Regions from separate parts of the Homo sapiens genome. Here all the other regions are linked to region 1. The links are chromatin contacts, found by Hi-C or POLR2A ChIA-PET in ENCODE. All regions are on one chromosome and are shown on one strand. The core of a region is the stretch at or near the end of the contact, and the rest is flanking DNA. Distances in the headings are between cores, read along the strand shown.

Region 1 (2,733 bases), core at 156-2,655:
TTCAGAAACATCCACTCAGTCCCTGCTCTGGGGACAGACTAGTGAAAACAATGCCTCTGGACAGATGGTAAAGAAATAATCACAAATCGTGATATTACTATAAGGAAAAGTACATGGTGCTGTGTGAAGTGCTGCAGGAGGACACAGTTCATGGGGGGCGGACTTGGAGGGGAGGGCCAACAGAGGCCTTCTGAAAAAAATGACACTTAAACAGACCTAAAGACTGTCCAAAAGTATGTCAAGTGAAAGGGGAAGCAAGGCATTGCAGGCAGAAGGAAACACGTATGTGAAGATCCTGAGGCAACAGGAAATTTGATGCATTCCGAGAACAGAGACTGAGCAAGAGAAGGGAACAGAATGAGGCTAGACAGGGAGACAACAGCTGGATCACCGAAGGCTCTGAAAGACGCAGTCATGAGCTTGGATTTTATCAGAAGGGTAATGGGACAGCCAGCGGGTTCTCAGCAGACCAACAAAATCAGACTTAGAAAGATCACTCTTGCTCAGCCTGAGAGAACCGATTGGAGGGAACAAGAGAGGGCAAAGCCCCAAGTACCTTCTTGTTCATCACTCTAACCCTAGCACCTAGCATGGTGCCCACACATAACTGGCACTCAGTAAATGTTTGTGGAATGAATGACCGTGGAAACAGGAGACTATTGCAGTAACCAAGGCTGGCAGCCGAACACAAGTGTTCCGAGTTGAGATGTTTTGTAAGTCGAGGTGATGGGGCTTAGCAATGGACTGACTGAATGTGGGGGTTTGGGGATAAGAGAAAAACAAGTCAGGCATGACTCCCATGAATCTGGCTTGGCCCACCTATCTGATTGGAAGGGCTGGCTTAAAGAGATAGGTAAGATGGAAGAAGAGGTGCAGGGAAAGAGTTCACAGATTATCTACCAACTCCCATCACACGCGTGTCTGAGCATCTGAGCAACACCTGGCCCAAGAGCTGGGACTAAGCTCCCTGAGCATGAGGCGGTGGCATACTTTCTGCGCCCCGGCTCTCCCAGATGCATGCGAGGCACTGCGAGCCGACTCTTTACTATGTAAACTCCCCGAACTTATCCGAGCCGCAGTTTCCTCGTAAGATCGTGGCAAGCATCAACGCATCAAACTCCAGGCCTAAGCTGGGTGTGAAAGCGCCCCCCTGAGAGTGGGGCGGAATTCCCACGTCTCTCCCCGCCCGGTACTGCCTTTCCTCAGGACGCGGGCCTGTCAGGCTCCTCTCGCCCCTGGTCCGCCCGCGTCCCCCGACCCGAGGTCAGCCTACCTGCCGGCCCCGCGGCGGCAGCGCGCTGCAGCCCAGGCTGATGTAGACAGGCAGCTTCTCCTGGGTCAGCGACAGCCGGTACCCAGCCAGCCTGCCACGGCCGCTGCCACGGATACAGAGCCTGTTTACCTATGACGTCACTACCTTCCTGACTCCGGAAGCACTTACAGCCCCCATTCCACAGAGCCTGCTGGGAAACAGAGGCCCGAGGGGAGGCCCGGCCTACAAGACCCAGAAGCCTTAGCGCCGGCAAGGCGGCCAGAAGTAGCTCTGCTCTCTCCGCGAAGACCCTCGGGGGATTCCGCCTCCACCCTTTCCCGGATAGAGCGCTATGCATGCAGGGACTTGTAGTCTCAGGCTCCCCAGCCGGCTGGGCTGGGCAGCACTCCGGGCGGAGTCGACGAGCGCAGGATGTGAGCTCACAGCTTGGGACTGCTGAGGGGCAGGCGGCTGCAGGCTAGGGGCGGCTCGGAGTCCGCTGGCCACCCAGCTGAGAGGAGAGGCGCCCCCGGGGACGGTGAGAGCCGGGCCCGCCGATGCCCTCGGGGAAGGGATGGACGGCCCCTGCTGGAGTAGAGCGAGCCCGGCCGGGTCCTGGGGGAAAAGGCGCGGGCGGCGTAGGGGAGATGGAGAGCTCCGATCTCCCACGGAGGGTGGGCGTGAGAACCGGTGTGGGTTTCTCGGTAGTGAGGAGTGGTCCGGGCTAGAGAAGAGCCCACACCGGCCACATTTCCCAGGACTTTTTGGGTGACGCTTAACCTTTACACCTAGGGTTTCTGCTAGATCCGCCACTCTAGCCCTCAGCTTTCCTCCCGCCGTCCTCCGTGTCTGACGGATTTCTGGGTCCTTCTTCCTTTTAGACCCCTCCTCTTTCCACCTCCGCGGCTGTTTGCCCTTTGTTGTGCTTGGGTTCCCATTAGCTTCGTTGCGTGAGCCACGGATCCGCCCTTAGCCCCGGGCATCCCCAAATATCCACACACAAAGTGCGGAAGGAAGAGCACTGTGGCTATCAGTGGAAACTTCATTCTCACTGGAATTACTTTCTGGGGCGTCACCTGCCACAGAATTCCTGGAACCCATTGGTCTGGGCGGAATGTGATTGACGTCATCCAGGGGCTCAAAGCAATTGCTTTGTAGGAAAGGAAGAGATTAGCTCTGGATCCGCCGACCTCTCTTGGCAGGCCTATCCTTTGAGCTCCTTTGCATTGGCAGAACATGTATGTGTGCTTTCTCTGATCCTGGGAAAACTAGGACTAGACACAAAATACACAGGGAACTTGCTAATACCTGTTAGAGAGGTGGATTTATTCCTTTGAGGTGGGCGGGAAAAGGGAAGGTGATCTCATACCATTCTAGTGTTTCTTAGTCATTGGCAACCTCCTGGTGAGGGCTCACCTCCCATACCCAACCCCTGTGGCAAATGAAAGAGTCTCCCAGACAAGCCGCCAAAGGAATTCACT
Region 2 (2,872 bases), core at 89-2,588, 380 kb after region 1:
CCTGTTTACTCTCCACTCACTAGCTCCCCCAGAGCTCGGACACCCATCAGCTCTGTTTGTGAAGGAGACGAGGGGAGGAAGGACAAAGGGGGAGACGAATTTAGTAACTCTCTTCAGAGCTGAGAAAAGCAATCTGCTCTTTAGTTCCAGAGGACAGGAGGAGACCTCTGACCAGCAGCAGTCCAGAGTTCCTGCAGCAGGAGTGACTGACAACACACACAATGAATGAGGAGGGTGATAGGGTGAAAGAAAGTGGGAGGCTTATGGCGTCTTTCCCCGTGAGGCGTTAATCGGCGCACAAAGGCCTAACTCAAAACTCACAAGTTATGCTCATCTGTACAGAATCCTCCCCGTCCTGCGGGGCCGAGGAGCTCTCCTCGACCTCGAGGCACTGGGGGTGGGCACCAGAGCAGCCGAAAGGAGTAGGGTGGGAAGGGAGGGAAGGAGTAGGGCGGGAAGGGAGGGAAGAAACTAGGAGAGGAAGGAGGGAAGAGGAGGAAGCAAGGGAGGGGCAGTGCGCCCGCGTCTCCTTGGAAATGCCTCTCTGGCCTCGCCGCCGCGGAGGTAATTGTGATGCCACGGGTGGAACCCTCAGTCTCCTTGGTCCACCCTCAGGGTCGATGGAACCGCCCGCTCCCGCCCCGGCGTCCGGGTGGGCGCTGGTCCACGGGCTCCAGCCAAGGCCGGCGCTTCAAGGGCAGCGGCCTGCGCCCGGTGCCACCCAGTCCGATAGCCGAGCGTTCCAGCTCTGGCTGGAACCAGACTTCCCGCCCATCCCGCGGGCGACCCAGCAGGGCCTCAGGACCCCAGTCCTCAATCATTGGCCCGCGGCTCGACGCGAGCCCGCCCCCGGCCCTAGCTCCGCCCCGGCCCTAGCTCCGCCCCGGCCCAGCACTGGGCCCCGCCTCTCTCGTTGGTTTGCCCGTCTCCCTCGTCGGTTTGCCGGCTTCCCGCGTGCGCCGCTCGGGGTCTGCGAGCCGGGCCGCGCCCTCTGCCCAGCCCCTGCCCCGCCCCTCTTACCGCGGCATCTGCTCTCATCCCACGAGCGGGCCTTGGGCTCGGTCTTTTCCTTAGTCCATCTTTCAATTGTGAGCGTCGTCCTGACCCACATCGCTCTCCGCCCAGGTCTTCGTCTCTACAGGACTCTTGCGTGAAGTCCAACCCTGAGCCTCAGCCCGGCCGAGCCCTCGGCCCAGCCGTGAACTCCAGTCTCGGCTTCGCCCCCGCCTAGCCCCTAACCCCGCCTCATGCTGGCGCAGCCCCCGCCGGCCTCCCCAGCCCGGCTCCAGGCTGCGTAGTCTTCCCAGCTGGGTCTCAGCGTCAGCCGCGTTCTTCATCCGGGGCCTCCGGCGCCTCCCAGGCCCCTCTTTATCTCAGACCTTAACCTTACAGGCCCAGCTCTCACCACCCATCTCTGGTTCCAGCTTGCAGTCCAAACCCCAGATTTTCACCCTGCCTCCAGATCGTAGCCCCAATTCTTAGTGTTACAACGAGCCTTGCCCCCAGCCCCATTCTTAGCCCCGCCCCGGCCATTCTCTAAACCGCACACTCCCGTCCCGCTCCCCGCCCCACCGACCCTTGGGAACCCAGCCGCAGCCCCGCCTCTGCCCGCTGGCGAGAGAGCGAACCCCATCTCTACAAAAAATACAAAAATTAGCTAGTTTAGTGGTGCGCACTTGTAGTCCCAGCTACTCGGGAGGCTGAGATGGGAGGATCCCCTGAGCCCAGGGAGGTCCTGGCGTCGCCATTTCCCCTCCACCTTCCGGGCTTCGAGGTCCCTCCGCCTCTGGTGGAGCCCGGGCTTCCCCTTTCTCCGCCCACAGGCCTCTCCGAAGACCTAACTCCGGGCTGAGGACCTGATGTCGGCTCCCAGCCCCTGCGCCACCCCGCAGCGTTCCCGCCCCTGGCCCCCAGGGGACACCCTATTCTAGAGACAATACTGCCCAATAGAGAGTCGTAAGCTTATCCTGATAGACAATCTGGAGAACAGGGCAGGCTGCATTCATAGGAACCTCATCCCAGTGACACCCCTCACGCCCTCAGGTACAACATACACACTCTGCGCATGCATATATCACACACACACAGAATATACTCACCACACACAGACTAATACAACATGCACACGGAACACAGAACTCCCACACCCGGTGCAGCACAAACACCACACCTGGACTGTGGTGCTGGCTTCACACACATCTGTTAACAGGCAAGGCAAGGGTGAGGAGCCCAGTGCTGCGAGGGAACAGAAATGGAAAAAACAATCACAGGAGAGTGTGAAAAGAAGTTATGGCCATATCGACGACATTCCATGCACCACACCCCTCCATTTCTCTTGGCACCAGCTTCCAAAGCCAGGATGAAGAGGAGGAGAAAGGATGGGGTCCACACCTTGTTTTCTCCACCATCATCCAGGGGCTCTGCTGCTGCTACTATTGCTCTGCCTGATCCCCACCTTCACTTTCCTCCAGACCCAAGTCCGGAGTGGGTAGGGCTGCTGCCCAGACCCTCCTTCCCGTGGTAGCTCTAGAGAGTCTAGGAACTGCGAGGGAGGGGAAGCCAGGAGAAGGGAAGTGTGCAGAAAAACCAACCATCCTGGTGAGAATGGAACCAGGAATGGAACAGACAGAGCACTTGGCAACTGGGAGCCAGAATCTGCCTTCTAACTTGGACACCCCCTTAGCCTCCCAGGATGACACGAGGCCATAAGTCCTCCTTTGTTGACCCAGATGTCTGAGGTGCTTCCAGCTACTCTGGAACTCTGGGTTAGATGTCAACAGGGAGCCAGGGTCTTGGTCACCTTTCTTTCTTATAAAAGTTAATGGCATAAACAACCAAAAAAACAAACAAAAAAAAAAAAGAAAGAAAAGTT
Region 3 (2,959 bases), core at 33-2,532, 260 kb after region 1:
TAAACTACATAGTTCTCATTATCAGAAAGAAAAGGATAGCAATTTCTTCAGGAAGACAATTTTTCCAGGCAGTTAGTCCTAAAGCCTTTCTTGGAGGAATCTTATACAGGAGTCAAGCTGCTTCCTTGACAAGTTTTGACAGCAACTGAAATGCAGTTTCTACATGGCTACGTCTCTCAAAACGTTTAACAAAAGTACAAATCAGTGAGGGCAATTCTGCAAGGAGCTAGTTTAAACTAAGGTGATTCAAGTACCCTACCTTCCAGTGGTGTAACTTGATCCCAGGAGAGTTCTAACTACCTCCTAGAGTAAATGGATATTGCCTCAATCTTGCAGGTGACTGACCTTTCCGTAAGTGACCCCATGTTGGAGGAAGAGCACTAATCAGGGTGGTAGGATTTCTCAATAGTTTGATAAAGGTCGAAGGGAGGAGGAGGAGGTAATAAAAACTAACAGCTAAACAGAGATTCAAGTTCTCACTGGATTTCCTTTAACCACCCTAGGGCACCTCTCTGTTGGCCTGAATAGCTGTAAATGGATGTCACCGACGTAGAAGACTTCATTATCGTTATTAATTATTGTAGCCCTGGCCCTCTGTTCCCCTGAGCTCTCACCCTGGGCAAACAGCCCAGTCGAGAAGCTGTCCAGGCGAATCTCACCTGCAGCCCCAGCTTGCACAGTGATGGGGTCAGCGAGGAGCAAGCGGGGGATCTTTTTCCAGAGTTGGTGAGGGCACCGGGCTGCAGGGTAAGTTCACGGAGAGGAGTTCTCATAGATGGTTTTCCCTGAGAAAGAAACCAAGAAAGAGGGCGAGTGTGAGGAAGCCTGGGTTCTGCCAGCCCGCCCCTCCTCCCTCCCTAAGAAGCCCAAAATGCGATTAGAAGAGTACGCTCGCACCCTAGTCGCGCAGGAGCAGCAAGGCGAACAAAGACTCCACAAGCCCCCAACCCCGGGCTCGACCCAACTTTCCAGGACAGTAGACACGGCCGGTGCCCCCGCGACAGCAGCCCGGCCCAGTTCTCTCCGCCAGAGATCTCCCGCTTACCGTCTGGGGCGAAGGCGACAGGCTGAGGCTCAGTTTTTTCACTCGCCACATCTTCAACCAGAAGGCAGGCCTATCACGTCTCAGACCAAGTCGAGGACGCCATGTTCACCCGCCGTCTGTGTTTGAACCTGCTCTGCGCTTCCTGGTTGGCTGCTTCAGGCGCGCGCGTACGCTCGGGGGTAGAGCCCGGGGGGCGGGGCCCGCGTTGACCACGCCCCCGGCCCTGCCTGCCCCTCCGTTGTCGAGCGTTTTCCGCTGACGGAGCCCTCACCTCAGACACCGGCGGTAGGGCTGGATGCGGGCCCGGCCCAGGACCGGTCTTCTGTCCTCACACCGGGGAGGACCACGCAGGTAGCTGGAGAGTCCAGGAGTCCATCCCTCCTGCTTCCAGCGGACCTCCTCACATCCATGGTGTTCATATCCAAGTTGTCTCCGTGGATGGAGAAGAGGAATCCTCTCCCTAGGTCTCCCTCAGTCCTCTCCAGCCGCAGCCTTGACGGGAAAGAGCCGGCCAGGGAGTCTAGAAGCCGAAGCGGTGCCGAGCGGCTTCCCTAGGCTTGGTGGGCCCGCGTCCGGGACGGCCCGGGCCGTGGTTCTCGACCTGGGCTGTAATGTCTCCAGAGTTTCTGGGCTTTTCCTGGGACTTACTCAGGCCGGCTACCAGTTTACTGGGCTAACCGCCTACATGTATTGAACATTGAGTGTGTGCCTGGCGCTATGCCGAATGCCGTGTAGTAGCTCATTTAATGCGCATAAGGACCTACGTAGTGAGAAATACTATAAATATCCCCATTTGTGACAGGAAGGAGCTGAGTCAGAGAGACCGTGTGTAATTTGCTCAGCGTCACACAGATAGTAAACGGCAGAGCCGCTCTTCCTCCCTGTCCCGCCAGCTCCTGCCTTCTGCTGTCTTGGATCTCCTATGCACGGGAAACCTGTTGAAGGTAGGACAGCCGAAAGGTCAGTATTCAGAGTGAGCCGTTTGCGAAGGTGTGTGTGCTTTGCACACTCACGGCGCCCTGTTTACACTCTGCAAGTCTTAATACATAGGGGGAAAGCAGCAGTCCAAAGAGGAGGAACTATGATGTTATAAACTGCAGCGTCCTCAGGGACGGGCTCCTCTAGCATTGTGTTGTCCAGTACGTTAGCCCTAGCCATAGTGGCTTTTGAGCACTTCAGATGTGACTAGTCCCAGTGGGAATGTGCTATAAATGTAAAACACTGTACAAACTGGATTTCAAACACGTCGTATGAAAAAAAGAATGCAAAATATCGCCAGGTGCGGTGGCTCATGCCTGTAATCCCAGCACGGAGGAGACAGAGGCAGGAGGATCCTTTAAGCCCAGGAGTTCGAGACCTGCCTCGGCAATATAGTGAGACCTATGTCTACAAAAAAAAAATTTGGGCCGGGCACGGTGGCTCACGCCTATAATCCCGCACTTCGGGAGGCCGAGGCAGGCGGATCACCTGAGGTCAGGAGTTCGAGACCAGCCTGCCCAACACGGCGAAACCCCGTTTCTACTAAAAATACAAAAATTAGCCAGGTGTGGTGGCACACGCCTGTAATCCCAGCTACTTGGGAGGCTGAGGCAGGAAGAATCTCTTGAACCTGGGAGGCGGAGGTTGCAGTGAGCTGAGATGGCACCACTACACTCCAGCCTGGGTGACAGAGCTAGACTCCGTCTCAAAAAAAAAAAAAAGTTAAGCCAGGGGTGGCAGGGTTGGGGGCACACACCTATAATCCCAGCTTGGGAGGATCGCTTGAACCTAGTTCAAGGCTGCTGTGAGCTATGATCATCCCACTGCACTCTAGCCTGGGCGACAAAGCAAGACCTTGTCTCAAAAAAAAAAAAAAATATATATATATATATTTTTTTTTTTTAATACTGTTTACATATTGAAATATTTTAGGAA
Region 4 (2,724 bases), core at 122-2,621, 330 kb after region 1:
TATCTTAGATGCCTCTCACATCTCACTAGCTGACCTTCATTCTTTTTTTTTAACTTTATCTTTTTTTTTCAGGCAGATAAGACTTTCTTTTTTTAGTCTGTTTTTATTATATTGTAATTTTCTTGACTGATTATCACCACCGAATCTCCTGTATGTAGTACAATTCTAGCCATGTAGTAGGAACTCATTAAGACCTATGCTGAATGAATCCACAAATAATTTATTACTAAACATTTTAATTTCAAACGCTAAAAAAAAAAAAAAAAAAAAGCAGTTTTCTCTGCAATTCCTGTCACTGCTCCAAGTTTCTTACAAGAAGGAGGTTAAGGTTTGGGTAGAAGGGGGCCAAAGATGGAAACTGAGGAGCAAGTGTAAGATGCAGAAGAGCTGGAAGACAAAGGGTTGTAGTCAACGAGTGAGCTCTTGGAGTTTAAAGTTTCACAGACAGTACTTACTGTAACTTTAAAATTTCAGACACAGCACTTACTGTAATTTTCTTGTCTCTAAAGCAGGCTTTGAACCTGGATAGATTTGGATAGAACCCCGACTTTGTCATTTGCTAACTGCAAGGCTTTGAATAAACGATTTAATTTCTCTGCGTCTGTTTCCTCATCTGTGAAATGAGGATAACAATACTGTCCACCTTACAACAATGTTAATAATCGGAAAAAGGACATAGGTAACGTGCCTGGCCTGTAGCTCACCAAATATTAGGTGGTGTTGCGATTAAGATGCCTTAGAACAATTCAGTTCTCCGACTCTCTAGACCTGAGGAACCTTCCCAGGGAACCCCTAACTTTCCCAGACCACACTGTCAGATATTCTATAGGCCCCGCCCCTCCAGAGCCTCCGAGTCCTCCCTAGCCCACCCGAGCCCGGTCCCCAGCATTACCTGACCCATAGCGCACGTCGTGTGAGTGCAGTCGGACGTTGTGGCGCGTATTGAGTAGCTTCACCACGGAGCCGCAAGTAACGACACCCAGGCTGGACGCTCCCACAGCGCTCCACAAACCCCCCAACAACAGCAGAGGTACTACAGCCATCCTAACTGTATCGCGGAGCCCCAAATCTTCGAAGAAAACTCGGCCCCTCCCCGGAACCGGAAGCTAATGGCGAAACCACGGAGAGAAGGAAGTGAAGAAGCCCGAGTCTGATCTTTATGGTTTATTTGACTAGAGCGGCCTGAGAAACCGGCTGAGCCTGGTTACTTACGATACTCTCGCTCTGTTCCAGGGGCTCAGTGACAGCTGCCTTCCTGAGCCGCTTCGGTTACCTTTCGCACCCACGAGACGAAAGCTTCCGAGAGCGGGAGAGAGAACAAGAAATGGCCCGCCCACTCCCGGTGACAGGGAGCCGGAAATGACGTAGCACGTTGACGCAGCAGCGGCGGCGGTGGCGGCGGAGGGGCCGTGCGGTGGGTCCGTACTATCTTTTCCCAGTCTCGGTTCGACGACTCCATTTTCCTCGGTGGGGGCTTAGCGCACTGGAGGAGCGGCGGGCTTCAGACAGGTAAAGTTCCGACTGGAGAGCGTGTTTCTCGCAGGAGTCAGGTGGGGAACCGGGCTCCTAGGGCCTGGTCACGTAAGGGAAGAGGCAGTGGGGAGCCGTATGCGGGAAGAAGGGGGAGCCTGGCCTTCCCTGCTCTATGGGGGGAAGGGGGAGGAAAGCGCTGTAGTTGCTCAGAGTCCGAAAGCTTTTCCCAGCCCAGTGACACCCGGAACCCGTGAATCGGGTGGCACGTTGAATCAACAGGCTTCCTGGCATCCCGTCCTTCTCTCCGCAGGTTTTTAAAACTGGGCCACGCAAAAGGATTGGGGATGGAAGGGACCTGGGGCTTCTGAGCCAGGATCAGGTGATCGAGTTGTTTGTTCTGGGGATATGAATCCTGTGGAGCTTTCAGCAGCTCGGCCATCAGGCTAGAGGGCGATGCCAAATTCCAGCTCTTTACATATTGCTGAATAATACAAATAGAACTTTTTGTAGATGGTTGCATCCTTCATCCCTTTCTAAAGATCGAAGGTCTTGTAGAAGTCCTAAAGCCCGTCCATTCTCTATAGATTCATTTCCTCAAACGTTTGCCAGAGGCCTATCATGAACATCAAAATTAGTTATTAAGTCAAAACTCCATCTTCTAGTTTCTACCTTTCTCCTCAGGCACTCCTTTGAACCAGCTGGAGAAGTTAATTTTCCTGGGTTGTTGCAAGAACTGATACTTATTTCAGAGGGCTAAGATCTCTGAAAATACTTCCGTGGAAATTCACTGTAATATCAAAAGTAACAAGGGTGTATGAAGCTACATCATTAATGAGCATTAGGGAGTGTAAACAATATTGAATTTGATTAATTTCTTCGGAAAAATGTCTGGTTCCACTGTTTATCTGGAAGTTACCAGTTTGTAAGTCTTCAGTGTTTTGATTACAGAAACATAACTGCTCTTCCATCAGCTGTGAATTTAGAGCCCTTTTTTACGAGTAATGTCCCTTTCACCAGTACAAGTACATTTTTATTCACTTGGCTTGTGTGGCTGCTAGATTGGATTAGCATAGCCTTGCAACTCTAGGAGGTTTTAACTTCATCAGGAGATTAATTACATCAGAAAGTGGTACCGTCTGGAGAGGCTTAGTCAAATTTTACAGTTCTTCCTCTGAAAGCCTACCTAGTGTGGTGGAAACATGATCTTTGTAGGCAAATACGTTTGCCCTGATTCTATATTCTTGACCTTAA
Region 5 (2,849 bases), core at 138-2,637, 290 kb before region 1:
TTTTCAACCCAAGGATTGGTTACTCTGTTCTTTGTCTCTGGCTCATGATTGGTTCTTTCGTTCCGCCCCTCTCTTCCAGCTTTTGCAGGCGGGATTACCACGCAGCTTCCTGCTCCTGCCAAAAAAAAAAAAATAAATAATAAAAGAAGAAGAAGAAAAGAGGAGAGAGGCGAAAGAAAAATGTCACAAAGATCTTTGCTTTTTAATTGGCTTTAAGCCTTGTCGGTCAAGCCAAACTCTGCCTTTGATTGGTCTTTCTATCTGCCCATCCCGGATCGGGGGCGGGATTTCCCCGGAAGACCCACACCTTGTTGCCACTGGCCGAACAGTGCGCCTGTCTGAAGCTCCTGGCCCAGGATTGGAGGCGGTGGCGGACAGGTGGGCGTGGATTGGCTAGGGCAGCCGGTCCGTGCAAGGCGGGGGCGGGGCCTCGGCGGCTGGTTGCGCGTGTCCGACGCTGGCTCCGCTCTATCCGGCTTTGCTAGGGGAGGTGAGTCCGGCCGCGGCGGAACCGGCGGCTGAGGAGGCGGCGGCTGAGGAGAAGGCGGCCGCGGCGGCTGAGGAGAAAGCGGCCGCGGGGACGGAAGCCGGGTGGGGGGGAGGGGGGGAGACGGAGCAGCCTTGAGCCCTGCGGGGCCGTTGCGCGGGGGACCCACCCGCTCTCCCCCCCAACCCTCCTCAGCAGAAGCAGCCGGCGGCGGGGGCAGGAGTCAGCCCGCTTCCGACCGTACCCCGCCCGCCTCCCGGGGCTCCTGTTCTTTGGCCCCGGGACCCTAACCTTCTCCCGGGGCGGTTCCCTCCGTCTGGGCGTCCGAGCGCTGCCCACATCTTTCATTCCTCCCTGCACCTCCTTCCCTTCACTTTTGCCCCGGCTCTCTTTCTCCTCTCTGTCCTGCTGTCGCCTCCTCTCCTCACTCCAGCCTCCTTCCCTGGCTTATTCTGCCCAGGAAAGTTTGGAACCCCCGCCCCCCCTCCCCAATCAGGTCAACCTGACTAGGAGTAGGGGGAGATGTAGGAAGGCCTGAGAGTTCGGGGGGGGGGAAGCTGGAAGCTGGTTTCCCAGAAAATTTCCCCCCATCTTCTCCATTTAGGGTGGTGGGAATTTTTTTTAATCCTGTTTTTGAGGAGGTGGTAGGTGTTTAGAAAAGGATGTGGGAATGGAAGGGGTAGATGAGTCAACCCTCTTTCAAGATTCCAAGGGTGGTGTGTTACCTGATCCTTTTCGTGTGTGGAGTTCAGGGGGTCGGGAGGTTTGGCCTTTATTCCCACATTCAAAGTTGGAACCTCCCCCAAATTAAGAATGGAGTTTTAGTACCCACTTGTGGCAGGAATCCTGGGGGGAAGGGGTCCTTTTTTCCTTTTTCTTTTCTTTTTTCCCTTTTTTTTCCTTTTGGCAACCCACACCCTTCCACACACGCTCACCCCAAAATTAAACACCAAGATCCTCTAACTTGTTTGGATTGACTGATGAAGACATAAAGCTCTATGTTTTTTGAGGTGGAGTGAGTGGTTTTTCTTCATTTTTAAATGGCCAAATGACAGCTTGACCCAGTTTGCTTTCCAATCAAAGGGCATTTATTTTGAATGTCTCTTTGTGGCGCAAGAGCCAACGCAAAAATGATGGCGGCTTACAATGGCGGTACATCTGCAGCAGCAGCAGGTCACCACCACCACCATCACCACCACCTTCCACACCTCCCTCCTCCTCACCTGCACCACCACCACCACCCTCAACACCATCTTCATCCGGGGTCGGCTGCCGCTGTACACCCTGTACAGCAGCACACCTCTTCGGCAGCTGCGGCAGCCGCAGCAGCGGCTGCAGCTGCAGCCATGTTAAACCCTGGGCAACAACAGCCATATTTCCCATCACCGGCACCGGGGCAGGCTCCTGGACCAGCTGCAGCAGCCCCAGCTCAGGTACAGGCTGCCGCAGCTGCTACAGTTAAGGCGCACCATCATCAGCACTCGCATCATCCACAGCAGCAGCTGGATATTGAGCCGGATAGACCTATTGGATATGGAGCCTTTGGTGTTGTCTGGTGAGTATCCAAAGAAAAACACAACCTCTCATGGTTTCTTCTGTTGGTTGTCATTGGATGAGTCCATCTCTAATGGTTGTCTCCATGTTGACCAAGGTGCAGCAAGCTTCTCAACCCAACTGTAGGAAGCCACCCTCACTTATGTGGTAAAGAGGCCTAATGCATTGGCTGTCTAGGCTCATGGCAAGTTTTGGTGGAGCGCCTTCTCATGAGCAACACACATAAGTGTGCTGTCTACCAAACTTTTCTATTAGAACCTAAGCAAGCCACTGAACACAGGATCAGTAGATGAATGTATGCAATACTAATTCCTACGAAGACCTTGGTCATCTCGTGTGTTTGATTCAGTGGCCCTGTGGCATTAAGTGTTAGCACCTGATCCAGACTGAATTCCTTTATAATACTCTTGTCATTAGGATATACTTTGCATAACTACTTTCCTGTCCTTTCTGTCTTTTCACTTATTTTGTGATCTTGATCTCCAGAAGAAAGATAGGATTCATAGTTGAACCAGTTAAGATCATTGCTTGAGTGGTTTATTTTAAACCATAAAGCTACAGTTGAGAAGTATGTAGCTGTAGCCTTTTGATAAGAATGCATTAAATATAGCATCACACATGAGTACCACAAATGAGGTTAGTAGACTAGCTATGCAGTGGCCCACATTCAGTGTAATGTTTTAGTGTCATTTAGTGCCTCTTAAGTTGCTGTTATCTGTTGGTCAGTTGCTGTAGTAGGAAATAATACTTTTTTAACAAATGACCCTACCTTTGCTAGTGCTAGGATATTTGTAAAAGCCTAAGGGCT

Evidence for each region. Hi-C counts contacts between places; a loop is a spot of excess contacts on that map. ChIA-PET counts read pairs that join two places held with the same protein, here RNA polymerase II (POLR2A). Pooled maps may share reads with other maps.
Region 2: a map of natural killer cell shows a loop between it and region 1 (6-fold over the local background). The contact joins the promoter of PROCA1 here to the promoter of IFT20 in region 1. A Hi-C loop is called at or near these places in 3 of 168 maps with a recorded cell type or tissue (naive thymus-derived CD4-positive, alpha-beta T cell and natural killer cell), 2 of 37 single-sample maps with no recorded cell type and 16 of 50 pooled maps. POLR2A ChIA-PET finds 5 or more read pairs at or near these places in 6 of 52 experiments (CD4-positive, alpha-beta T cell, CD8-positive, alpha-beta T cell, Caco-2 and 3 more).
Region 3: a map of naive thymus-derived CD4-positive, alpha-beta T cell shows a loop between it and region 1 (10-fold over the local background). The contact joins the promoter of SPAG5-AS1 here to the promoter of IFT20 in region 1. A Hi-C loop is called at or near these places in 1 of 168 maps with a recorded cell type or tissue (naive thymus-derived CD4-positive, alpha-beta T cell) and 10 of 50 pooled maps. POLR2A ChIA-PET finds 5 or more read pairs at or near these places in 3 of 52 experiments (CD4-positive, alpha-beta T cell and activated naive CD4-positive, alpha-beta T cell).
Region 4: a map of naive thymus-derived CD4-positive, alpha-beta T cell shows a loop between it and region 1 (7-fold over the local background). The contact joins the promoter of SUPT6H here to the promoter of IFT20 in region 1. A Hi-C loop is called at or near these places in 1 of 168 maps with a recorded cell type or tissue (naive thymus-derived CD4-positive, alpha-beta T cell), 2 of 37 single-sample maps with no recorded cell type and 10 of 50 pooled maps. POLR2A ChIA-PET finds 5 or more read pairs at or near these places in 4 of 52 experiments (HepG2, MCF 10A, activated CD4-positive, alpha-beta memory T cell and 1 more).
Region 5: a map of CD8-positive, alpha-beta T cell shows a loop between it and region 1 (20-fold over the local background). The contact joins the promoter of NLK here to the promoter of IFT20 in region 1. A Hi-C loop is called at or near these places in 24 of 168 maps with a recorded cell type or tissue (CD14-positive monocyte, CD4-positive, alpha-beta T cell, CD8-positive, alpha-beta T cell and 17 more), 15 of 37 single-sample maps with no recorded cell type and 31 of 50 pooled maps. POLR2A ChIA-PET finds 5 or more read pairs at or near these places in 18 of 52 experiments (A549, AG04450, CD4-positive, alpha-beta memory T cell and 14 more).

The regions. Positions count from the first base shown.
Region 1 is chr17:28,334,067-28,336,799 of GRCh38, forward strand. IFT20 (intraflagellar transport 20) reads right to left here and starts at 1,406. Exons shown (of 5, transcript NM_001267776.2): 1 at 1,274-1,406. TNFAIP1 (TNF alpha induced protein 1) reads left to right here and starts at 1,695. Exons shown (of 7, transcript NM_021137.5): 1 at 1,695-1,790. RefSeq lists silencers at 1,103-1,294, 1,788-1,837 and an enhancer at 1,218-1,747.
Region 2 is chr17:28,710,550-28,713,421 of GRCh38, forward strand. It overlaps PROCA1 (protein interacting with cyclin A1), which reads right to left and starts at 1,339. Exons shown (of 5, transcript NM_001366301.1): 1 at 1,021-1,339. The coding sequence starts at 1,111. RefSeq lists enhancers at 4-779, 780-1,555, 2,114-2,193 and a silencer at 574-1,073.
Region 3 is chr17:28,597,851-28,600,809 of GRCh38, forward strand. SPAG5-AS1 (SPAG5 antisense RNA 1) reads left to right here and starts at 1,283. Exons shown (of 3, transcript NR_040012.1): 1 at 1,283-1,396; 2 at 1,848-2,005. SPAG5 (sperm associated antigen 5) reads right to left here and starts at 1,175. Exons shown (of 24, transcript NM_006461.4): 1 at 1,046-1,175; 2 at 660-785. The coding sequence starts at 1,096. RefSeq lists enhancers at 837-1,381, 1,606-1,685 and a silencer at 1,086-1,395.
Region 4 is chr17:28,660,834-28,663,557 of GRCh38, forward strand. SUPT6H (SPT6 homolog, histone chaperone and transcription elongation factor) reads left to right here and starts at 1,372. Exons shown (of 37, transcript NM_003170.5): 1 at 1,372-1,509. SDF2 (stromal cell derived factor 2) reads right to left here and starts at 1,073. Exons shown (of 3, transcript NM_006923.4): 1 at 893-1,073. The coding sequence starts at 1,043. RefSeq lists enhancers at 760-1,959, 1,321-1,390, 1,488-2,162.
Region 5 is chr17:28,041,290-28,044,138 of GRCh38, forward strand. It overlaps NLK (nemo like kinase), which reads left to right and starts at 1,388. Exons shown (of 11, transcript NM_016231.5): 1 at 1,388-2,042. The coding sequence starts at 1,585. It overlaps LOC105371709 (a long non-coding RNA gene), which reads right to left and starts at 431. Exons shown (of 3, transcript XR_934637.4): 1 at 308-431; 2 at 1-115. It overlaps LOC102724517 (a long non-coding RNA gene), which reads left to right and starts at 2,049. Exons shown (of 2, transcript XR_001752820.2): 1 at 2,049-2,849. RefSeq lists an enhancer at 1-128 and silencers at 296-525, 546-775.